Linked DNA regions of Mus musculus: region 1 is linked to region 2. A link is a loop called in an ENCODE intact Hi-C map of the cell type or tissue named here. Cell type or tissue: left cerebral cortex. All regions are shown on one strand. Each heading gives the region's core, and the rest is flanking DNA. Links, peaks and the distances in the headings are about the cores only.

Evidence for each region. Peaks named below come from ENCODE experiments on the same cell type or tissue, not always from the same donor. Only the 100,000 strongest peaks of a DNase experiment are listed, where the experiment ranks them.
Region 1: a loop joins it to region 2, with 2.7 times the contacts of the local background. A loop is called at or near these places in 2 of 42 quality-filtered maps.

What each region holds. Positions count from the first base shown.
Region 1 is chr1:140,377,559-140,389,866 of GRCm38, reverse strand. It overlaps Kcnt2 (potassium channel, subfamily T, member 2), which reads right to left. Exons shown (of 28, transcript NM_001081027.3): 8 at 6,772-6,866. Among named protein-coding and RNA genes, the nearest start is that of Kcnt2, 140 kb to the right of the region's middle. In left cerebral cortex, for the core only: no CTCF peak of the experiment used is centred there; a DNase peak (open chromatin) is centred at 4,485.
Region 2 is chr1:140,165,354-140,177,661 of GRCm38, reverse strand. The region is part of intron 1 of Cfh (complement component factor h); the gene reads left to right. Among named protein-coding and RNA genes, the nearest start is that of Cfh, 12 kb to the left of the region's middle. In left cerebral cortex, for the core only: CTCF peaks have their summits at 4,238 (motif pointing left) and 5,932; DNase peaks (open chromatin) are centred at 4,240 and 5,828; H3K4me3 peaks cover 514 bases.

The DNA of each region.
Region 1 (12,308 bases), core at 1,402-9,401, 210 kb before region 2:
GAGGCGATGAGGCCTGACACTATTACTATGGTGTGCTTACAGATATGAGCCTGGCATGGCTGCCCTCTGAGTGGCCCAACAAGCAGTTGAAAGAGTCAGATACAGATAGTTAAACCCAACCAATGGACAGAAGCTGGGGACTCCTGTGGTTGAACTAGGGAAAGGCTAGAAGAAGCTGAGAAGGAGGGTGACCCCATAGGAAGATCAGCAGTCTTAACTAACCTGGAACACGCGATATCTCAGATACTGAGCCACCAACCAGGCAGCATACACCAGCTGATATGAGGCCTCTGACACATATACAGCAGAGGGATGCACCAAACCCTCAAAAGACTTGAGGTTCCAGGGAATGGGGAGGTCTGTTGGGATGTTGTGGGACATAGATGAAATGGGATGAGGAACTGTTGGAGGATGGACTGGGAGGGAGATGTCTAAATTGTAAAAAACAAAACAGAACATTAAATACTAATACTACTACCACCACCACTACTACTATAATAATTAATAAAGGGATCATATGAATGAAAAGCTAAACTTCTACATAATTATATGAAGAGAATATGATGAAATATGGCCACACTTTTAGAGCTTAACCAGTTTGGTTTTCAGCTTTAAAAAAGGAGTTGTAAGATTCAGTAATTTCATAATGGTGTTCTGCCACAAATTCAAAGAATGGGAAAAATTCCAAGCTGAAAAATTTGAAATTATATGAACAAAACAAGTAACAGACAAATGTGGTTTATCTGGTATATCATTTTACAAGGTGTGAAAAACTTAAGAATTGCTTGGAAGCTGTTAAGTTATACTACTTGGTTAAATCCCTTTCTCAGAAGCAAAGCTTCTGGGCTGGAAAGTTGGGGCTGTAGATTCACTCCCATGAGTTGCATAGAAGTTTACTGTGAATAGAGGGATTTGGTATAAATTTTCAAAATAAATTGTTGAAATGCTCTCAATACATTTAAGAATCTCTAATCAGAAAGGATACTGTTACTTGAAAATTCCACTACCTTTCTTCAATACATACTTATTAAGCATCTAAGATTTTCCAAGTCTTTTAACAGATGCTAGGCATTATGTCACTAAAGGGTAAAATTGAGTCATTATTCTTATATACTAAATATGTAGCAAAAATATAAAAAATAAATATGTTATTCTCAAGTATTTGGACATCTCTAATTATTCATGAAAATTTCAGAAATATTTTACAAGAGAACCTGCACACTATTATTTATCCAAGAAACTAAAAGATTTATAAAAGGGAAATTTTAAAGTTCTGAATGCAGAAAGGAAAAGACACTAGAGGACAGACAGACTTCCTAGGCTTGTGAACTGGTAGAGTAAAACTGTAAAGAGAATGATTAGAAGCAACCTAAAAGCTGCTGGTGGGAGAAGACAACGCTTATCCCAATACTCAAGAGGCAAAGGTAGGTAGAGTTATGGAGTACCAGGACAGAGCTACATAGTAAGACCCTCTCTAAAAAATAGAAACATGCATACATACATGCATGCATACATACATACATACATACATACATACATACTAAAAAATAAAAATAAATATCCCTTACCAAATTTAAAAAAAAAAAAACTTCAAAAGATAAAAACAAAAAGGCCTCAAAAATCTACATTTCGAATTCAATCACAATAAAACTCTATATACTTTTCATAGTATTCATCAAGAAATAGAAAAAAAAATCTTACAGTGCATATAAAAGCACAAAAGACATTGCACAGACAAAAGAATTCTGAACTGACTTTAAATTATACTACAGAACAAAGAAAGAATCAATTAAACAACCCAGTACCAGCACAAAATCAGACACATAGATCAATGGAATGGAACAGAAGACCAAGAAATAAGTTTGTGACTACAGACATGCCAAATTTACACTTAAAAAAATTGTTTAAAGAAATGGTCATGTGAATACTGAACACCTAATACGGAAGTGTGAAACTACAACTCTCACTCTGCCCACCCCAAGACTCCCTCCCAAAAGCCAATTGCACATGCATTAAGATTTCAGTATAAAACCAAAACTCTTACATTGATAAAGGAAAATGCAGGTTGGTACACTCAAACATACTGAAACATATAGGCATAGCTGAGGATTTCCTAACTGGGCAATGAATGCTTAGAAAATGTGACCAATATCTGACAGATGGGAACTCATTGAATATTTGAAAAAGTTCGTACCATAAAGGAAATGATCTGTCAAGTAGGAAGCCCAGCTATACAACTGATAGAAAATTAATACCTAAATTTCATATGGGATTTAAAAGTTAAACATCAATACAACAAATACACAATCAAAAAAAAAAAGAAAGAAAGAAAGATGAAATTATACAGTGATTCTCAAAAGGAGAAATTGTAAGGGCTAATAATAACCATTTTAAGTGTTGGATATCATTAGTCCCTTGGAAATGCAAATTAAAGGCACTGTAAAATTCCATTTTGCCCAAGTAAGATATCAAGAAAACAAATAACATTAAATGCTGGTAAGGATATGGGGAAGGAAAAATCTTGTGCATGGTTGGTAGATGTAAAGACATTGCAGAAATGGTGGAAAGCATTAGAATTGCTATATGACCTACATGTATCATTTCTGGAAATACAGCCAATGGGCTTCACATCCTGACATAGAAATTTTATTTGGATTTAGCACTGCTTTGTTCATAAGATCAAAGAAATGAAATCAGATGAGGTGTTCATCATCAACAGATGGATAATAAACTGTAGGACATTCATGCAACAATGTTCTTTCTATCATTAACAAAAATGAAATTCGTAGGAAAGCATAGTAAACTGGGGAAGTATGTGAGTAAGGTGACCCAGGTCTGTAAGGACAAATACTATACTCCATATTTTCTTTCTTGTATGTGTATCATAAAGATAAAATCTTATAGAGCATACATATACACACACACACACACACACACACACACACACACACACACACACATATATATATATATATATATATATATATATATATATATATACAAAAAATACACACACACATAGGTATACCTATACCTATACCTATACCTATACCTATACCTATACCTATACCTATACCTATACTTATACCTATACGCAATGAAACTAGTTGGAAGAGTTCAAAAATGATCTCAAACTAAAGAAAAGTGTTCTAATGTGTAGAGAAAGAAGGCAATACTGTAATAATATGAGGGGGGAGTTTAAATGGTAGATGAAGATATAGCATAGGAGAAATTTAAAGTATGGACGAATGGCCAACCACAATTAAGGATACACATAAAACCCATATAGAAAACTATCATTTCATGAACAAACTGAAAAGTGATGGCTATATAGTAGAGCTGAAGTGGCTTTCAACCGAATTCTCAGTGCTGAGGGCAGAACACTGTTCCTTGAGTTGTTTGTTGAGGCAGCCTGTAGAGGCTCCCTCATCAAAAAGGCTATTGTTACTGCTAAATTGCCCTTTAGAATTAAACATAAAGATGCTGTTGCTCATTAATACAATATACTTTGGATATAGGACACAGAGAACCCAAGTGGGACCTGCTCTGTGGGCTTCCTCCTTGCACAGCAGTGTTCCAAGTGTCACAGATATTCTGAAAAATACGACAGTTTTTAAAACTCTGCTGAATTTAAGATATCTAACTACTTATTACTTATTTAAAATAAAATACTGCAATATTACATGACAGATATCTAAATATCATTTAGAATCATACTTTACTCATCAAGTCTGTAATTCTACATGAAACAAAAGCTCAAACATCACACTTAGGAGAATTTTCATTTCTGCCTTTTTTTTTTTAGCTTTCTATTTCCATACTCATAATTCTTTGGAGATTCCGTGAGGCTATATCAGAACTTAATTAATTATTGTTCAAGTCCAAATTTGCCTTCTCAAATCCCAAGTGACAATTTCCCAACCAGACGAGCAGAACCCAACAACTTAAGAGCAACATCTCTCCAACATTCATTAATACATGAAGAAGAAAGGGCCAAATGCTATTGAACTAAATGTGTAAACTACAATTAAGGCCAGAGCACAGAAATAAATGGATCTTTTTCTTACTGACAAAGACTTAGAGAGTAGATTGAAATTTTTACATTGGACTACAACCAGAAAAAAATATCCATTTGTGCAAATCTTTGTGTTACAGCTCTATGGAATAAGAATGTGAAACTATGCATATGAATTAAAAAACAAAAAAAGAAAAAACAAAACAAAAACAAAAAACTAAAGTTTTTGGCAAAGAACTTGAAAAAATAATTCCATAAATGTAAAATTAGAAACAGCAAAAGTATTATCAATTATAGTACTTATTACTGGTTAGAATATATTGATAATTGAGCTAAAGTCATGCAGTTGATTCCCGGATGTATCAGTTACAATTGCTTTGTTACCAAGATGCAGGATGAATTGCAATGGCCAGCTGTCTCCACAGCGAGCATCACTGATTGAAGAGGGGTAGGGAGCCAGCATGTGGACAGATGAGTCCAATTCCATTACAATGATGGGAAAAACACTTCAGCACATTTTCTGGAAAGAATGGGTCAGCAGCTTAATGCCTATTTCAGTTTGGCACTGAGCTTGCGTCCCTCATAGGCAGATGCTTAATAATCGTGCTTTGTAATGTTAGTAATTGTGAGGCCTACATGTGTTTTAGAGCTAGATAGCAGCTTTCTAAAACAGGTAATCTCAGGATTGTGAGTTTTGTTTTGTTTTGTTTTGTTTTTAAGAATACAGCCAATGCAACAAAATATATTCCTGAATCTTCTAGGTTTGAATTACAAAGAATGTATTAAGTTAGACACACACACACACACACACACACACACACACACACACACAATTAAGTAAATAATGTATACTAGTTTTGACTTCATATGTGTATATAGATCATGCGTGAATGGTGTTGCTGAAGGCCAGAAGCAGGTGCTGGATTCCATGGAAATATAGTTACTAATGTTTTTGAGCTACCAAGTTGGTGGGAAGGAGGTGCTGTTACAGCAGCTTCCCTAAGCCTTGAGCCATCCCACCACCATCAAAATGTTTTCATTATAGTTTCATGGATCAGATAAGAAAAGCACTATGAATTTCTGGCCTTAGTATTCAAAGAGGGATTATAACACGAAAAGATGTTCATTAACAATAGATATACTTCTACATAACCCAAAATTACATATTTATTTTTTCCTGCATTGAGTAGTCATCAACGATTGTAAAACTGAGCTACAATCCCTAGACACAATATGTCTTTACCAAATTCATATTATATTGTACCTAGCAATTACTGATTTTTTTCCTTAAGAAATTATCCAACCTCAGAAAAATTACTCTTTCCCCATAGAGATTTTAATTTCATAAATTCATTAAGGTAAAAATTATTATTAAAATAATGTGATTATTCTTTCAATTAAGAGTTCTTCGTGGCATTGCTTCGGGAATCTCTTAGTTTAATAAGAGTTTTCAGAGCATAAAAGTCGAAAATAAACATATTCAAGATCAACTTATTATTAACCACATACTATTAATTCAAAATAGCTCATTAGCTCTCTCCCTCTCTCCCTTTCTCCCCCTCTCCCTCTCTACCTTCGCCTCCCCTCCCCTCCCCCTCTCTCTTTCTCACACACACATACACACACACACACACACACACACACACACACACACACACACACACAAACTCACATTATACCCATGTCTGCATACACACATCTATAGGAATGTTTGTATCTAGCAGATGTAGCTGTGTATGTTTAGACTGAGCCTAACTCCATTTCACATTGGAACATTCTGCAATATTAAGCATGACTTCCAAAAGAGAAAATAAATTCAAGTCATAATAACCCAAAGTGCCAGGCCTCAGAGTTCAAAGCCAAGAGTCTTGCCACTGCTTTGTAACCACGGGCTTTTTCACTCTGCTTCTTTGTTCCCAAATATATAACTCTGAGACTTAATTATTTATGAATAAAAACCTAGGCCATGAGCTTTGGCTCATTTCCTGACTAGCCTGTACCTTACGTAACTTGTTCATTCTAGCCTATGTCTGCCTTCTGTGTATATTCTAGTCATATGGTTGGTTACCTCTTCTTGGTTTCATGTGTTCAGTTACCTTAGAGTTCAGGGTGGATCTCCTACTCTTCAGTCTTTATCAGAATTTTATTTGTCTCTCTATGTGATGCTTCTATTTCCTGCCTCAGCTAATAGGCCGTCAGCTTTTGATTGACAGGTAATGCTCCCATAGGGACAGGTAATGCTCCCATACAGTATTAAGAATTTCTCTCTTTAGCTCTCCCTTTTAATCCATTAAAAGGATCTTTCTCTAATAATGCATCCCAGCAGGTCACAGTAAAACAATGTGCAGACACAGAGGTGTATGTGGCGAGTGATAGGTATAAAGGGTATCTTCAAGAATGTTTCTGCTCTAAAGAAAACAGAGGGAGGAGGCTGCCTGTATGTCAATGATTTGAAGGAAAAATAGGTGTTTGACAACCATGCCATATGGGCCAAATCCTTGTGACTTAGCTGTTTACCTTTGAGAAAATGTCAAAGTTTCAGTAAATCCCAAAGTCACATGATACATGTGCTTTCTTGTTTTGTCTGTAAAACTAAGAAAAAAACTTCATTTTAATTCTGTAGATGAACTTTTTATGTATTACAGTAAAGCTTAATTTATAATAGCCAAATATTGATGAAATTGATTTATAATACAGTTCCCCATAAAAAAATTTAAAAATATAAAAAATAAGAGGGAAGTTATATATGGTCTTACCAAGTGAAGATAAGGCATAGTAAAGTAGATATCAAAATCAAAACTTGATTAAACATTGCAGACTGTGTACGCTGAATGGCTCTATGGAGATCATTCTAGAATAAAAGAGAAGCATATTATAAATCTTGATAAATACTAAATACACTTGAGATTAATTGTCAAGTATCCACTATACATAATTTATATGTTTAAATGAACTTAGCAGTATCTTATCATTTTATATGGATCTAGACATAATTTATGGTACAATTCATATTACAAAGATAGAAAATGGAAAGAACCATAAAGTGCTAAGATTCAGCTCACTTGGTTTGCAGAAAGCAGAATACATGTTGCAGTTATAAATCCCAGGCACATCACACACTGTATGATGGTGCAGGCCTTAGTATGCAAGAGCCTAAGAAAGGGAAATTGTGAGTTCAAACTCAGGTTGGGCTGTATAGCCAAAGTCCATCTCAAAGACAAAAACAGAAACAAAACAAACCAACCAGACAAACACCCCCCCAAAAAAAAAAAACCCAGATAAACACCTCTTTCAATGTTAATGACTTCTCACAGACAAAACAAATGCAGAGTTTCAGAAAAAATATTTATCAATGAAGGAAGCAGTAAATGGTAACTGGAAGTAAAATTAAAACTCACTAATAGACAATTACGAGAATTAGAGGAGTCTGTAATATAGGAAAGGAAAACATTTCCTTTAACAAATATTAGTAGTTTTTCAGTAGTACTAATTTTAAAATAAATATGAATTAAGATGTATATGTTGAACAGACACATGTAGTACTCCTCAGACAATATAAGATAACTTGAAAAACAAATCAATATACCAAAGTATGTTATTACTATTCATGTCTATATACATTCATAAAATAAGCAGTTACTGAAAAACATCAGAATTTAATCATTTTAAATCAACTGAAATGGACACTAGTAGTTCCATATGCTTATATTTATTGTAAATTTGTATTTGTTAAATAAAATAATTATATTTACTACTATTAAAATAAAATGTGCAATATAATAATAGTTCAAAATTGATGTCTCTAAATAACACTTTAGGAATATTGATTAAATATTTTTAAAATGAAATATTTAATAGCAAAGCAATTTATCCACTTCACAGTATGTGACAATTTTAAATAAAAAAGTTATTAAAATATAGAAATAATTAAAATATTAAGTTCATAAGGCATATTTTGGATTCTTCAATATTTTTCTCACAATTTTCTGTTAATCTCAAAATTTTAAGAATTCAGTCTCATTCATATTATATTTGTGGAAGTACGAGAAAATTAATGTCCTTAAGAAAATGACCTCAGGTCGTCATTGTAGCTTTCTGTGGTGCATTAAACAAGACTGCCCAAGTCTGTTATGAAAACAAATACCTATGTTTATTGGTCAGAATTTCACCTCTCATTCTTTAGAATCCTGGAGCAGAGGAGCCAATGATCAGAAAAACAGTAGGAACTTCACCATCCACTGCAAGCTGAAAAAGCAAGCTACCATACTGCAGTGGCCTGGGGAGCCTAAACTAGCATTGTAAATGGGCTGTTACTGACTGAGAGTTCCTGACATTGAGAGGTTATTTTTTCCAACAGCTAATTACATAGTCATGCCCCAAAATTTATTTGATTCTGGGAGCAGTTTTTTTCATTAGCAATTTATTCAGTCAAATGGGTATTCTTCGGGTCAGGGAAGACAGCAGGCGCTGTTCCACAGGACATGTTTACCCACCCATTGCTACCATTGGCCCTGTGCTTTCCTAAGAAATGTGGACTTACTTCAGATAAGTACTTTGAAACTTTCATCTGCTGCAAATGCTCAAATGTTATTCTAACAAGTCTTTAGCCAAAGCTTCTGACATAATGTCTGCTTAAAGGTCATTTGAGTGAAAAACAAGTGCTAATGCTAACAAGTGTAATTTCCAAGAAATGCGATCAATATTACTAAACACTACACACAAAAGATACAATACCATGCATGTCATATGTATGTATGTGTGTGTGTGTATGTGTGTGTGAATATTTCCACAGGAAGATTGCAACTAAATTACCTTCTTTTAAGATAAAGACAATATCAGAGAAATTCAATCCAATGCTCGTTAAAGTCTTAGTATTCAGTACGTCTGCTGTGGAGACTTCATGTGTTTCAACATTTGGTCTCTAGCTGGTACACAAATCTCCAAAGTTGTGAAAAATATATCCTTTTATTTAAAATGTATAGCTTTTGTGTGTGTGTGTGTGTGTGTGTGTGTGTGTGTGTGTGTGTGTGTGTTAAGGGTGTATGTGTACATGTGTGTGCACATATGAATACTATGTCTCCTCTCTGAGTGCATGTGCATATGTATCATGGTTCTTGTATGAAAGTTGGACAACAACTCGCAGGAATTCAGTCTTTCCTTCAGTCAACACGGATAGAACTCAAGTGGTCAAGATTGGTAGTAGATGTCTTCCCCCACTGATCTAGCCCTGTAGTGGAATCCATAGAATATGGATCCTTGCTGAAAAAAATCAATCACTTGGGACCTTTAGACTTAAGATAGCTTAATCCCATTTCCTGTTCACTCCCTGCTTACTGACTACAAAAACAATGTTACAAATCATGTAATGCTGGCCAGACCTTCCACACCTTGATGGAATAGCTTCTAGAACTATAAACTATAAACCAAATAAGCCCTTTCTTCATTAATCTCTTTTGTATTAGGTGTTTGATTACAGTAACAAAAAAACAAACAAACAAACACAAAACAGTTGGGTTGTTAATTTGATAAATCAGATAATGTATATCTAATGGCTTTGTATTAATTTACAAACTAATGTGTGACAGCCTTCAATTCTGGGCCAGAGAACTTCTAAATGTTTTAAGCAGAACTTAATGAGCTTTTCTGGTGGCAGTGTTGAAGAACACAGGCTCCAACTTACAAGATTTCACAGGGGAAAAAGAACTATATAGAGAACAGAGCTGGAGGCCATTGGTATGATATTCTGAAGGCAAATCTAGAAGCCAGTTGCTTATGCCCTGATACCTTAATGAGTCTGAATTTTAAATCAATAGACCAATATGTTTAGTACAGGAAAGTGTAAGACATAATAAAATACAGACAGGGACACTGTAGTAATATTGACTGTTCTTGTGTAGGTTATTTTGAAGTGCATGAACTGGAACAGAAAGGTTTTTTTTTTTTTCATTTTTTTTTTGTTGTTGTTGTTTTAAAATGTGTCATTTAAGGGTGAAAGAACTGAACTTAAAGTTGAAGTCCAGGCTGCTAAAAAGCAGCTGTAATTGTTAAGCAGATTAGCACCGCAGAGAGCAACCAGAGGCTCTCTCCAGGGTCAGCACACAAAGCAGCTGTTTCCCCAGCTTGGAAAAGGCACAAATTGGCAACCTCATCAAGTAGTACTGGCTTTGCAAACATGTAAGATGCCAGGCTGAGGGGTCACATACTCTCAGACTCTGATTTTCAATAGATACTGAGACCAGGAAACTCACTGTAGGAATGGTGTACTTGCAAAGAGTACATGAGAGGTTAGTGTGACGTGAAGGCAAGATTTAGATAGCAGTGGAGAAGCAGCATGTGAAAGATGGTCAGACACAGAAGTCTGCTAAGAAAAACAGTAGGCATGCAATGACCAGCTCAAGAAAGAGGAAAGAGGTTATGTGTTCTACAGGGAGTAGCTATTGATATCAGGATTATTATTACTTGAACTGAGCAAACTACAGTATGAACCTCAGGTGTTGCGTATAAACCTCTTTTATGCCCAGATCTGGAAACCCCCAAAAGACCACCAGGGACCAGAGTTCCAATGCAAACACACGAGAGTCTTTATTTGAGTTTAGACTCAGGTCACAAACCTTCCTGATGCAACAGGTTAAGAAAGTGATACCCAGGTCTAGGGACTTAGGGTTTATATAATGAAGAAGTTACAGGTAGGGGCTTTCAAGCATTGGTGTTACACGATTGGGTAAGTCAGTAAAGCAATGTTGGCCTTTACACTGATTGATGCAAACCACAAGGAGAGACCACACATCTAAAAGGGACATCTTGATCTGGGATGGACTCCTGTTTTCTTAACTCATCCTGTTATTGTGACCAGTCTATCCTGTTATTGTGAACTGGCCACAGTTGTTATGTCTATTTCCAACTGCTGAGAACACTTTGTGATCCCTTTCCCAGAGCCCAGAGTTAGGGGTCATGTCACTCTGAGGACAAGTAACTTAAAATGGAGTTAAGAGAGTAAGATGAAACTATTCTACTACTTTGGCCTCTTCATTCTCCCCTTGTACTCGTGGCTTTAGAGGCCAATCTTGGGTTCTTTGGAATCTGGTTTCTCCTTATTTGTTGGTAATGTGACCTCATCGCCATCAACTGAATAGTTCCCAATCTCTGTTTTATATTTTGTGAAAGTTTGTTTATAATGCATGGTTCAAAGATAAGGAGAAGCAAAAGAATAACTAAGGGTCCCATTAGAGTGGAAATATGAGTTGTTAACCCCAGGGGAGGAATGAAATAGTAAGTGGTACCAACTTTTGGAATCTTCCCATTCCATCTGGTGTCGGCCTATACTTTCCCTAAATTTAGCCAATGATTTTTTAATAATTTCAGAATGGTTTGCATAGAAAAGAACACTTTTCATGTAAAGTGGTACATAGTCCTCCCTGTTGTAGGAAGATTAAGTCCAATTCTCGCCTATTCTGTAACTCTTCTTCAGCAAGGGAGTCGACATTGCACTCCAAATGAAAGATGGATTTGTCTAGGTGCCGAATGTCCTCATCTATGTCCGCCTTTAATTCTTGCCTGTAATGTTAGTGCAGCTATTCCAGTGACAGCTTTGGCTAGAATTTGACCTGCCCGTGAATGAAAGCTAAGGTTAAAGAGATGGGTTCTCTCTATTGTCTCATAAGGTCATCCTCAACGTGCCCTACTAAAGCTCTTAGCACTGCTTCTTCCAAATAATAGGTTATGCGGGGCACTAATTGAACCAATATACAGAGCCCCCTCAGGGTAGAGAAACTGAGAATTTCTCCATATACACGGGGTCAGTCCCACAGAACAGGTCCACCACGCCTGTTCTGAAGGAATAATGCATTTGGAATTGATTATGGGAATGGTTGGATTGCAAGAGTGTTGATGTGACAAGGGGACATTCCCCAGACATACCCTGTCCTGATATAGTCTGGAGGATTAAAGCTGGGCATTCCTGTGACCATCTGCGCATAGAGTCCCTTTCAGAAACATACTTAGCTATTAACCCAATGCCATCATAAAAGGGGCTAGGGGCTAGCCTTATAACACAATCAACAAGAGGTGGTAAGTTCGGGCTTGTAAACATTCAGTATTTGGAAGATTTTTGACATCCTTGACCAAGAGGGGATGTGGTTGCTTAGGGGGAAGTTCTTGAAATGATGTTCCCTGTGACTGGCCAGTTGGATGTAAGGTCTTCAGGATGGGGTCAACACTGGTTCAGAGCTTGTCAGGACCAGATTTGGGTCTACTGCTGCAGGTGGTTGGCTTGCAATCGGCCTTATTAAGAGGT
Region 2 (12,308 bases), core at 2,770-10,769:
AAGACCTAACTCCAACTCTCCTCAAACTAGTTCACAAAGTAGAAACAGAAGTTACTCTACCCAATTCATTCTATGAAGCCAAAATTACTCTGATACCTAAACCACAGAAAGTCCCAACAAAGATAGAGAACTTCAGACCAATTTCCCTTATGAATATGGATGCAAAAATACTCAATAAAATCCTCGAAAACCGAATCCAAGAACACATCAAAACGATCATCCATCATGGCCAAGTAGGCTTCATCCCAGGGATGCAGGGATGGTTTAATATACGGAAATCCATCAACGTAATCCACTATATAAACAAACTCAAAGACAAAAATCACATAATCATCTCCTTAGATGCGGAGAAAGCATTTGACAAAATCCAACACCCATTCATGATAAAAGTCTTGGAAAGATCAGGAATTTAAGGCCCATACCTGAACATAATAAAACCAGTATACAGCAAACCAGTAGCCAAAATCAAACTAAATGGAGAGAAACTTGAAGCAATCCCACTAAAATCAGGGACTAGACAAGGCTGCCCACTTTCTCCCTACCTATTCAATATAGATAGTACTTGAAGTCCTAGCCAGAGCAATTAGCCAACAAAAGGAGATCAAGGGGATACAAATTGGAAAGAAAGAAATCAAAATATCACTATTTGCAGATAATATGATAGTATATCTAAGTGACCCTAAACTTAATATCTAAAAAAGAAAAAAAAAGAATATATTTTGCTTAGCAGAGTTAGTTAACTTTGTGCATTGTACAAAGCCATAGTTAGCACAACTTTTTTTCTGTACAACTTTGAAGTATAAATCCATACAGTTAAAGTATTAAAAAAAAGAAAGAAAAAGAAAAAGAAAGAAAACCAATTTTGGCATCTTGCCTTTCTGTTCCTTTATTACATCAACGATTTATAAACCTGTCACAGCATAAGCCAGGACTTAGATGTATGCACATTTTAAACCTTTACTGTATTTCAAATTATAATAAATTTGGATTTACTGCTCCAATCTCAACTTTGAGTATCATAATCTTTTCACAGCCAGAACACATCTAAAAACTCTGAAGTCAACTATCCTTGGTATTTGCTTGGTCTTCTTGTTTGATGCAAAACTGGAGGAATTCATACTTACAACCAAACCATCTAGTGCAATTAATAGCACCTACTTGCAATGTCTTAAGTTCACATTTAAGCAAACAGCACTAACCCATCGCAGTTATTTTGTTTCTGCCTTGAGAAGAAACAACATCCTCAGAGCCTCCTTTGTTGAGTCTTTGAATTGGAACAGTAATCCTTTTCATCACAAGCCATGGAGGCAGTGAATAGACAGACCCCCATATTTCTCTAAGGAAAGTGGCTAGATTGAGTAATCAGGTATGTGATAGAGACAACAACAAGGAAATTCTTCCTTGAGGCTTGAGTTAAGAATTTTGAGGACAGTCTAAAGAGATAAGATCAGAAAATCATGCACCCTGTTTGATAAGGTTCTTCATACAGTCTAGCATATTTATTAAGCTTCTCAGTAGTAGTCTCCCAGACCCCAGAGGTCAGAGGTCCAGTTATGCCACCTTTTGTCACATTTGCTTAAGTTCACCCTAGTACATACACATGAGTGTTATAGATCATTATGTAAACTAGATAATTAGGTAATACTAGTTTCTTATGCAAATTAGATTTTAATTTTAGCAGAACAATTAACTTCTATCTTTATAACACATGTTTTCAGGATAGAATTAATTTCCCTAAATCATGTTACTTGGCGTTGTACTGATTGTCTTCAGTATCTTCTTTCATGCAACTCTTAAAATATTTAACATTTTTATAGTACCACAAATTCAACCAATCTGTAATATATGTAGAAGGAACAATATAGTTAAATTTCGTGCTATTATGTGTAATTTACTGTGAAATTTCATTGATAGAGGATAGAACTGGACAATGGTAAGGGACAAAATAGAGCAAAGTCATTCTGAAACAGGAAGCATTCTGGGATGGAATACTATAGTTGGTGACAAAGGGTGGAGAAGTTGCTCACAGGCGGGGTAGAAGGTGGACTGTGAAAGCAAGCCTTGCTTATCTTCAGCACAGTTCTATTCTAGGAATGTGCATGCCCTTTACCAGGATGGAGTTTAAAACTACAACATTTAAATAGTACAAACCAGAATTATGCTAAAGTAGAAACTGCCACAGAGTAAATAGTCTTCATCTTTGTCCTTAGATTGATCAATTTTGAACCCTTGCTCCCCTTCCAAATTAATCCCTTTTTTATTTGCTGAATCTGATTGTTACTCTTCTCTCTCTCTCTCTCTCTCTCTCTCTCTCTCTCTCTCTCTCTCTCTCTCTCTCACGCACACACACACACACACACACACACACACACACACACACGCACACACACCCTCTACTTCTCACCATTTAAGGAGATGCTGTCCAGTAAGTTCTCAGGTGCTGAGTTGATGTTAACTTTATTGGGAAAAAAATTGCTACATTTTGGTTTAAAATTAGAATAAAAAAAATCTGGTTCAGATAAAGTCAAGTAACTAAACAGAAAAAAAAATTCCTACCATGAAATAATAAAAAGAACACATGGATTTGACAGAACATTTTTGTTTTGACATTTTAACTTAGAAAGCCTAGTTTCTCACAAAGGGTGTAAACTGGAAATGCAATAGATAGAAGATGATTATAGAAACACCGCTTCAAAGTTTCCGAGGGATTTTTTGTACTTTGAGGTAAATTCAAGTGATTCCTGACTTCAAAAATCACAACATAGACCGATCTGCAAACTCTATAATTTTTAGTGCATGCAACAGGCACACAAGTTCACCAGACAATGAATAGTTCTCTTGTGACTCCCTCCTCCTCCTCTTCTTCCTCTTCTTTCTCCTCCTCTTTGTTACTTTTTCCAAGTCTTGTCTTTTAAGTTTCATATTTGCCACTGTCAGCTGCATCTGGCCTTATTGGCTACATGGATGTCTATTGTGGAAATATCTCTGCAGTTCTCTTTGCATTTGCTTTTATTCATGATCACTTTGGAATAACTTCTAAGTACTAGGCAGCATAATAATACTTTCCAAAAGTTGTCATTTAGTGGAGAGGAAAATAATGAACACTGTATTTAAATAGTTACATACTGTAGCTCATCTCATAAACTATTGTGATTGAGATTTTAAAAAGTTCCTAAAGCAGGACACTGAAGTTGGAAAGATGTCCTGAATACACAAAATGGAATTTTGTTCAGCTACAAAAAAACAAAAAAAAAAAAAAGGAATTATGAAACCAATAGGAAAAATGGATGACTCCAGACTCAGAGAGACAAACACTTTATGTTCTCATTCATATTAAATTCTAGCTTTTAATGCATATACTTTATATTTCTCTGTTTAATATGATATATATGTATATCTATGTGTGACTTGTGGATAGAAGACATGGAAATAGAACTGGAAAAAGAACTGTGGAGGAAGGAGGCCATGGAAAGCACATGTGGATGGCACAAGGCAGGGAGGGAGATAGGAAAAAAGAAGGGTGAAGAGAATCAAACAAAACTGTTTTTAAAAGTCATTAAAAAAAAAAAACGGGAGAGCTGGGTGTGTTGGACACACCTTTAATCCCCGTGTGAAGGAAGCAAAGACAGACAGTTCTCTAAGTTCAAGGCCAGCCTGATGTACAAAGTGAATTCGAGGATAGTCATGTCTACAAAGAAAAACAGTTTTGGAAGAAAAAAATCCATAGTATAATATAATGTGATGTAATACTTCATATATTAATTTAAAAATAACATGAAATAAATAATTGGGATGGGAGAATGGGTCAGGAGTGGGAGGGGTGAGGGTAACTGAATAGAGATATTTTGCTGATTTAGTTCTATGTTGCTTCTCTGAGACAAGTCAGAGATAAGCTCTCAGTTTACAATCTTCCCTCTCCAGCATGCTGAGAAGACAAGCATGGAGCCTCAAGTAGGTAGGCTTTGAATGCTGCAGAGAAGTTAGTCAGATGAAGCCAAAGAGGATGTTCATGGTAAAACTTCAGATCTACACAAAGAACTAGAGCTTCTATAAAGCTGTGGGGCTCAGCTCCACACCTACAACTTACCTTGGCTTAACTTTCACAAGAATTAGAGGGAAGGTTAGGAAAGAGACATTTTTCCCTTGTTTTAGTCCTTATCCTCAGGATCCTACTGATACCTCTCATACACTCCAGTACTGGAGATGCTGAACCTTCAGCCTTCACTCCATCTTGTGGCTAAACTGCTATCTGAAGCAGCGGTTCAAGTCTAATGAAAACATTCAATATATACTAAGAGTTTATTTTTAACAAGACAACAGTGTGATTGGAACCTCCTTGGTGTTAGGAGACTGTTGTTTAAAGTGCTGCCCCTTTCAGAAATGGATTTCAAGCTGACTCCTCACAAAACACAGATGCCAGCTGCTCAGGCCGATTTCATCAAGGTTTCACCATGTACCTGCCCATTATGATCTAGGCTTTTCTTGAGGTTACCATGTTTACAAAGAAAATTCATAATCCTTCCAGTATATTTTAGAAGCAGAAATTTGTTTATTCAATGTTCATTAAATATAATCAAAACTTAAATTTTTGAAGTTTGTTTTTTTAAAGTATTTTATTGCAACTGATATTTTCCTTGTTCAAAAATTTCAATTTAAGTATTGTATTTATAAATTAATCTAAATATTTTAATTAACAAAATACTATTTGGATCATATGTATATGCATAAACTTAATACTCACTTTTATCAATAAGAAGGCAGAAGAGAAATTTAATGAAACAATCATTAATGCTACTCCCACTTTATTCATTTACTTTATTTTTCTGGGCAATTTGTAGTTTTCATTTTCTACTAAGAAATACAGTACTAATTTAAAACAATACTTCTTATTCTTTTCTCGAAATCCTTTTAAAAGATATTGCAAGTGAAAAAAAATGACATCTCCATCTTTAATCTATCGAATGTAGTAACAACTGATGTTTTGAAAAATATTTGAAAATTCATCAAGGCTGATTTAATTGCAGCAAGAACATTTCAAAAGACAATTTTGAGACATATTGGCATTGGGAAAAAGAATTGCATTTGGTTTGTGTGTCTGTACTAACTCTTTAAAATCTGTATAGAAAAAAAAACCCTCGTAATCATGATTATTAAAATAGCAGATGTTTGCTTGAAAGTTCAATCAAAATTATAGTTATCTCCCTTGAGTTTAAGTAAAACTCTTGTTTTTAGATAATCAAACCTACACAGTCATTCTGTTTCTGAAAAACATTTGAAATTGGCATTTATATCCAAGAAAGTAGAATATTAACAAAGTAGGGTTTTTATAAAGCAAAAACTAACTGTTAATTACGTTATTGCAAACACATAGGATCAGGTTTTATTTGTGGAAATCTGAGTAAATATTTAAGTACCAGAAGAAAATTGAGTTTACTCATTCACCTGGACGTAGAAGCAGTCAGCTTCCCCCGTTTTAAAAGTTTTAAGCTGAATCATCTGTCTGAAAATGTAGTTATCCTTTTGAAAGCACTTCTCTGCTCCCTATATAAGAAGCACCTGCTCTGCTTTCATTAACAACTTCCTATTTATTTCAAGCAAATGTGTTTGGTGTACGTTTATGTTGACTGATGGACTACAGGAATGAACAGAACTTGTTCCTGTCTAGTTAGAACACCTCAAGAATTCATTTTCAATGGAACGTGAAAAATTTTTTCACCATCTCAAGACACACTGAACTATTATTGCAGAAACACAGTGCACAGTTACTTTTAACTATTTAAGCTAGAACATAAGTTACTGACACACATTATGGTGAGATTCTAAACAAAGACAAACAGCAAGTGAAAACAGAGGGACTGTTTATTTTCAGAGAGCAACCTTTTCGGAAGAATCAGGTTTTGGCTGTGGCAGTTGTGGGGTATTAGCACCATCTAGTGTGTGAAACTTTAATTACTGAAATGATGAAGACCAAACTAATTTCAAAAACTTAGTTCAAAATAATGTTCAAAAGACTCAAAGGAAACTCAACCTAAACAGTTGCTCTATTCTTCGATAAGATGTAGTGATCCTTTTATTTCATATGCTGTATAGCATCTTATAGATGAAAATTCCAGGTGAGCTATATTCAGTAATGTGTCCTTTTGCTTTTAAAAGATAAAGCTTAGAACAGAATAGCAAATTGTCATAAAATCAAGTAGTAAAAAAAAAATTGGCAATTAGAACAATATTTTTATAAATATAATAAGCTTTAGAAGCTACCATTTATGTAAAAGCATGTTGGGTGTTACTAATACAATCATTTAAGTATCAGGGTAATTATTGCAAAATTAAGCAGCACAAAATATTTAAAATCTTTAATATTTAAAGTGATTCTATTCCATAACACTAACATTCCATGGTCACAATTCCTGCACCTGGAAGTTTAAGGCAAGAGGATTATGAGAAGGAGGCCAGCCTGGTTGACAAAGATTTTGTCTCAAAAATAAGTAAACAGGCAAAGGGATGGATCCATGGAAGGCTATGTGCATAGCTAAGTGTAGGAAAAAATGTAAATTGTTGGACCAGAATATTAGCTTTATTGGCTTTTACTGTAAAATCAAACTTCCCAATATATTTGGAATTTTCTGTAAAGAAATGTAAGCAAAAGCTTTCTCCAGTAAAAGTTAAGAACACAGCACAGGACCCCCAATTTATTTCCTGTGCCCAAACCATAGGCACTAGTTCAAAACCACTAGCCCCGATGTATGCACACTTATCTTCTGCTTCTGGCTCTCGCACTTCCAGAAATCTTGGAAAAGTTAGTAGATATTTGAATTTCCATGTCCTCAAATAACAAAAATATGACAATGAAAAATAAATAAATACAACCAAGAAACACAAACTCCCCCAAAACATTTTCTTTTGCTTAATTATTTGGGAATCTCACATCATAGCCTCCCGTTGTGCTCATCTCCCGGTCTTCCCACATTCTCCCCCTTACCTGTGAGGTTCCTCAACAACCCATGCCCCCCACCCCTCCACACACACAGAAGAAAGAAAGTAAGAAAGAAAGAAAGAAAGAAAGAAAGAAAGAAAGAAAGAAAGAAAGAAAGAAAAAGGGAGGGAGGGAGGGAGGGAGGGAGGGAGGGAGGGAGGGAGGGAGGGAGGAAGGGAAGACAAGTCTATTTTGTCTGTGTATTCACTGAATTATGGTCAAATTCCTAGTGGCCAACCCCACAAGAGAGGTTGTTTTGTCTTTTTGTTTTTGTTTATGTTTTCTCTGCCTGCATCGGTGTCAGAAGCCATCAGCTGAAGCAAGCCATGCTGTAGAGTAAGGAAAAATTCCAATCCAGTGATAATTATTATTTTACTTACAGTTTGTTTTTACTATAGGAACTGATTTTGTTTTGTTTTCTTGTTTCCTTGAGACAGGGTTCTTTGTATAGCCTTGGCTTTCCCGGAACTCACTCTATAGTCCAGGCTGGCCTTGAACTCAGAGATCTGCCTGCCTCTGCCTCCCAAGTGCTGAGGTGTGCTACCACTGCCCAGCTAGACTGATTTTTAAAAAGGGGATATTACAAAGATTCATTACCAAGGAGAAAAGAATGATTATCTCAGAGAGTATAATTACAAGTACTTTTGAGGTTCTATTTGTCTGTTTCATTTTTGTAATTCCCACATCTTCCAAATAGTGTGAAGCTAGCTCTCCCGAGCATGTGCTCCATGCCTGTACTGCTGTGCTGTAGGCCAGTGAGGGACAGGGCCAGCTCTCCCAACCCACAGACATTAACATGGCTTCAGGCAACAGCAGACATCTACAAGGCCCATAGCTATATCATTACCACTGACCAACTAATGGCCCTCAGGGGATGGATGCATGGACCACAAGCCTCAACAGGGTCTCAGGTGGTTGGTTACACATGACACTCACATCAGCATGCCCCCACTTCTGAGGCAGCAAAGCCAGAGGCCAACACCAAGTTATCATACCGCAGCATAGACCTCATATGTCCTCGTGAATCTCAGGTTTCTTCCAGGCCTGGGGCAACAGTATGGCCTGTGGTGGTATTGTGGAGCATGGTGGTCCTTCAAGGAGGTTCAATCCAGAAAATGAACCTTTCCTCATCATGTACCTCTGCCATTGCCCAGAGCTAGGGGGATCTGGAAACTGGGAGGCATGTTGAGGGACAAGGGGTGGGGAGTCTGAGGCTACATAGGACGTAGGCTGTTGTATACCACCCTGCCAACTGTACTGGACAATGGCAGCATGTTGAGCTCAGCCCTCTCTCTCACCTGTCACCCTGGTCACATCTCCAGTTCTGCTTTTCTCCTTAGGCACACACCTCTCCATTACATATGTGTTCCTTTTAGTAGTTCTGGGTGGCTTCAGGCTGATGCACAACTACAATGTCTGACCGGTACTTGCTTCCCATTATATACAAAATATATTAATAGAATTGGAAATGTAAATGAGCTAAATACCTAATAAAAAATGGAAAAGAAAAAATATATTTTACACATATACATATATATATGTATGTATATATTATATACTATCCTTAATATATTGAAAAATAAGCATACAAATCTGAAGGTTCTTATCTAAATATCTACAATGAAAGAAAACATGCAAAGCATCTTTTTTAGGTCTTGAGTACCTCGTTCTACATGATTTGTTTCCAACTCCATCTGCAAACTTCCTAACTTACCCCATTGTGTAAACAGACCATATTTTTGTTATCCATTCTTCAGTCGATAGACATCCAAGTTTTTTCTATTTCCTGTATGTTGTGAATAGAGCAACAATGAGCACGGATGAACAAATATCTCAGTAGCAAGATACGGAGTTCTTTGGGAGTATGCTTAAAAGAGTAGTATAGCTATGTTTTACGGTAGACTGGTTGCTGGCTTTTGGGAGAATCTTTACTCTAATTTCCATAATGGCTGTAGCAGTATGCACTCCCACCAACTGTAAAAAAACATTCCTCTTTCTTCACTTTCCACACGAGGCTGATGCCATTTGCTTATTTGATCTTCTTCAGTCTGGGAAAAGATGAGTAGTTTTAATTTTCATTTCCCAGATGGCTAATGATATTAGCCATTTAAAAAATTCTCAGTTATTTTTATCTCATTTACTTCATTGAAAATAAATTTTGTTAAAATATATTTTGATTATGGTTTCCCCTTCTCTAACTCCTCTCAGATCTCCTTCCCAAGCCACTCAAATATACACCATTTTTCTCTCTCATTTGTATACAAACAAGCATATAAAAACAAATAATAATAAAATTAAAGTAAAATAAAAACCAAACAAACTTTATAAGAACTGTCTTGTTTTAAAAATGGATTTTTCACATTCTTGAGGTTAAGGATAGCTTTCAGCACAGCCTGAGAACGTAATCCAGTATATAAATAAACTCAAAGACAAAAACCACATGATCATCTCCTTAGATGCTGAGAAAGCATTTGACAAAATCCAACACCCACTCATGATAAAAGTCTTGGAAAGATCAAGAATTCAAGTCCCATACCTAACCATGATAAAAACAATCTACAGCAAACCAGTAGCCAACATCAAAGTAAATGGTGAGAAGCTGGAAGCAATCCCACTAAAATCAGGGACTAGACAAGGCTGCTCACTTTCTCCCTACCTATTCAACATAGTGCTCGAAGTCCTAGCCAGAGCAATTAGACAACAAAAAAAGATCAAGGGGATACAAATTGGAAAGGAAGAAGTCAAAATATCACTATTTGCAGATGATGTGATAGTATATATAAGTGACCCTAAAAATTCCACCAGAGAACTCCTAAGCCTGATAAATAGCTTCAGTGAAATAGCTGGATATAAAATTAATTCAAACAAGTCAATGGCCTTTCTGTACACAAAAGATAAACAGGCTGAGAAAGAAATTAGGGAAACAACACTCTTCTCAATAGTCACAAATAATATAAAACACCTTGGCGTGACTCTAACTAAGGAAGTGAAAGATCTGTATGATAAGAACTTCAAGTCTCTGAAATGAAATTAAAGATCTCAGAACATGGAAAGATCTCCCATGCTCATGGATTGGCAGGATCAATATAGCAAAAATGTCTATCTTTCCAAAAGCAATCTACAGATTCAATGCAATTCCCATCAAAATTCCAACTCAATTCTTCAACAAATTAGAAAGGGCAATCTGCAAATTCATCTGGAATAACAAAACCTAGGATAGCAAAAACTCTTCTCAAGGATAAAAGAACCTCTGGTGGAATCACCATGCCCGACCTAAAGCTGTACTACAGAGCAATTATGATAAAAACTGCATGGTACTGGCATAGCGACAGACAAGTAGACCAATGGAATAGAATTGAAGACCCAGAGAAGAACCCACACAACTATGTTCACTTGATCTTTGACAAGGGAGCAAAAACCATCCAGTGGAAAAAAGACAGCATTTTCAACAAATGGTGCTGGCACAACTGGCAGTTATCATGTAGAAGAATGCCAATTGATCCATTCCTATCTCCTTGTACTAAGGTCAAATCTAAGTGCATTAAGGAACTCCACATAAAACCAGAGAAAGTGAAACTTATAGGGGAGAAAGTAGGGAAAAGCCTCGAAGATATGGGTACAGGGGAAAAATTCCTGAATAGAACAGCAATGGCTTGTTCTGTAAGATCGAAAATTGACAAATGGGACCTCATAAAATTGCAAAGCTTCTGCAAGGCAAAAGACACCGTCAATAAGACAAAAAGGCCACCAACAGATTGGGAAAGGATCTTTACCTATCCTAAATCAGATAGGGGACTGATATCCGGTATATATATAAAAAACTCAAGAAGGTGGACTCCAGAAAATCAAATAACCCCATTAAAAATGGGGCTCAGAGCTAAACAAAGAATTCTCACCTGAGGAATACTGAATGGCTGAGAAGCACCTGAAAAAATGTTCAACATCCTTAATCATCAGGGAAATGCAAATCAAAACAACCCTGAGATTCCACCACACACCAGTCAGAATGGCTAAGATAAAAAATTCAGGTGACAGCAGATGCTGGCGAGGATGTGGAGAAAGAGGAACACTCCTCCATTGTTGGTGGGATTGCAAGCTTGTATAACCACTCTGGAAATCAGTCTGGCTGTTACTCAGAAAACTGGACATAGTACTACTGGAGGATCCTGCAGTACCTCTCCTGGGCATATATCCAGAAGATGTTCCTAACCAGTAAGAAGGACACATGCTCCACTGTGGGGAGCCACCCTCACATTTGCCATTATAAGATGGCGCTGACAGCTGTGTTCTAAGTAGTAAATAATCTGCACATGTGCAGGGGCAGTTTTCCCGCAACGTGTTCTGCCTTTCTCGTGATGACAACTGGGCCGATGGGCTGCAGCTAATCAGGGAGTGACACGTCCTAGGCGGAAGATAATTCTCCTTAAAAGGGACGGGGTTTTTCCATTCTTCCCCTTGCTCTCTTGCTCTTGCTCCTGAAGATGTAAGCAATAAAGCTTTTGCCGCAGAAGATTCCGGTTTGTTGCGTGTTTCCTGGCCGGTTGCTAACGCGCGCGTAAGACTCCACTATGTTCATAGCAGCCTTATTTATAATAGCCAGAAGCTGGAAAGAACCCAGATGCCCCTCAATAGAGGAATGGATACAGAAAATGTGGTACATTTGCACAATGTAGTACTACTCAGCTATTAAAAAGAATGAATTTATGAAATTCCTAGGCAAATGGATGGGCCTGGAGGAGCTGAGACGAAAGAATGGACCATCTAGAGACTGCCATATTCAGGGATCCATCCCATAATCAGCTTCCAAACGCTAACACCCACTAGCAAGATTTTGCTGATAGGACCCAGATATAGCTGTCTCTTGTGAGACTATGCGGGGCCGTAGCAAACACAGAAGTGGATGCTCACAGTCAGCTATTGGATGGATCTCAGGGCCTCCAATGGAGGAGCTAGAGAAAGCAACCAAGGAGCTAAAGGGATCTGCAACCCTATAGGTGGAACAACAATATGAACTACCCAGTACTCCCCAGAGCTCGTGTCTCTAGCTGCATATGTATCAGAAGATGGCCTAGTCGGCCATCAGTGGAAAGAGAGGTCCATTGGTCATGCAAACTTTATCTGTCTCAGTACAGGGGAACGCCAGGGCCAAGAAGTGGGAGTGGGTGGGTGGGTGGGGGAAGTTGGTGGGGGAGTATGTGTGGGACTTTTTGGGTAGCATTGGAAATGTAAATGAAATAAATACCTAATAAAAATAAAATAAAAAAATTGAATCATTGTTTTTATAAACAAATATTAGAAATTTTATGTAGTCGTTCTGAATTTGAGTTGATAACTT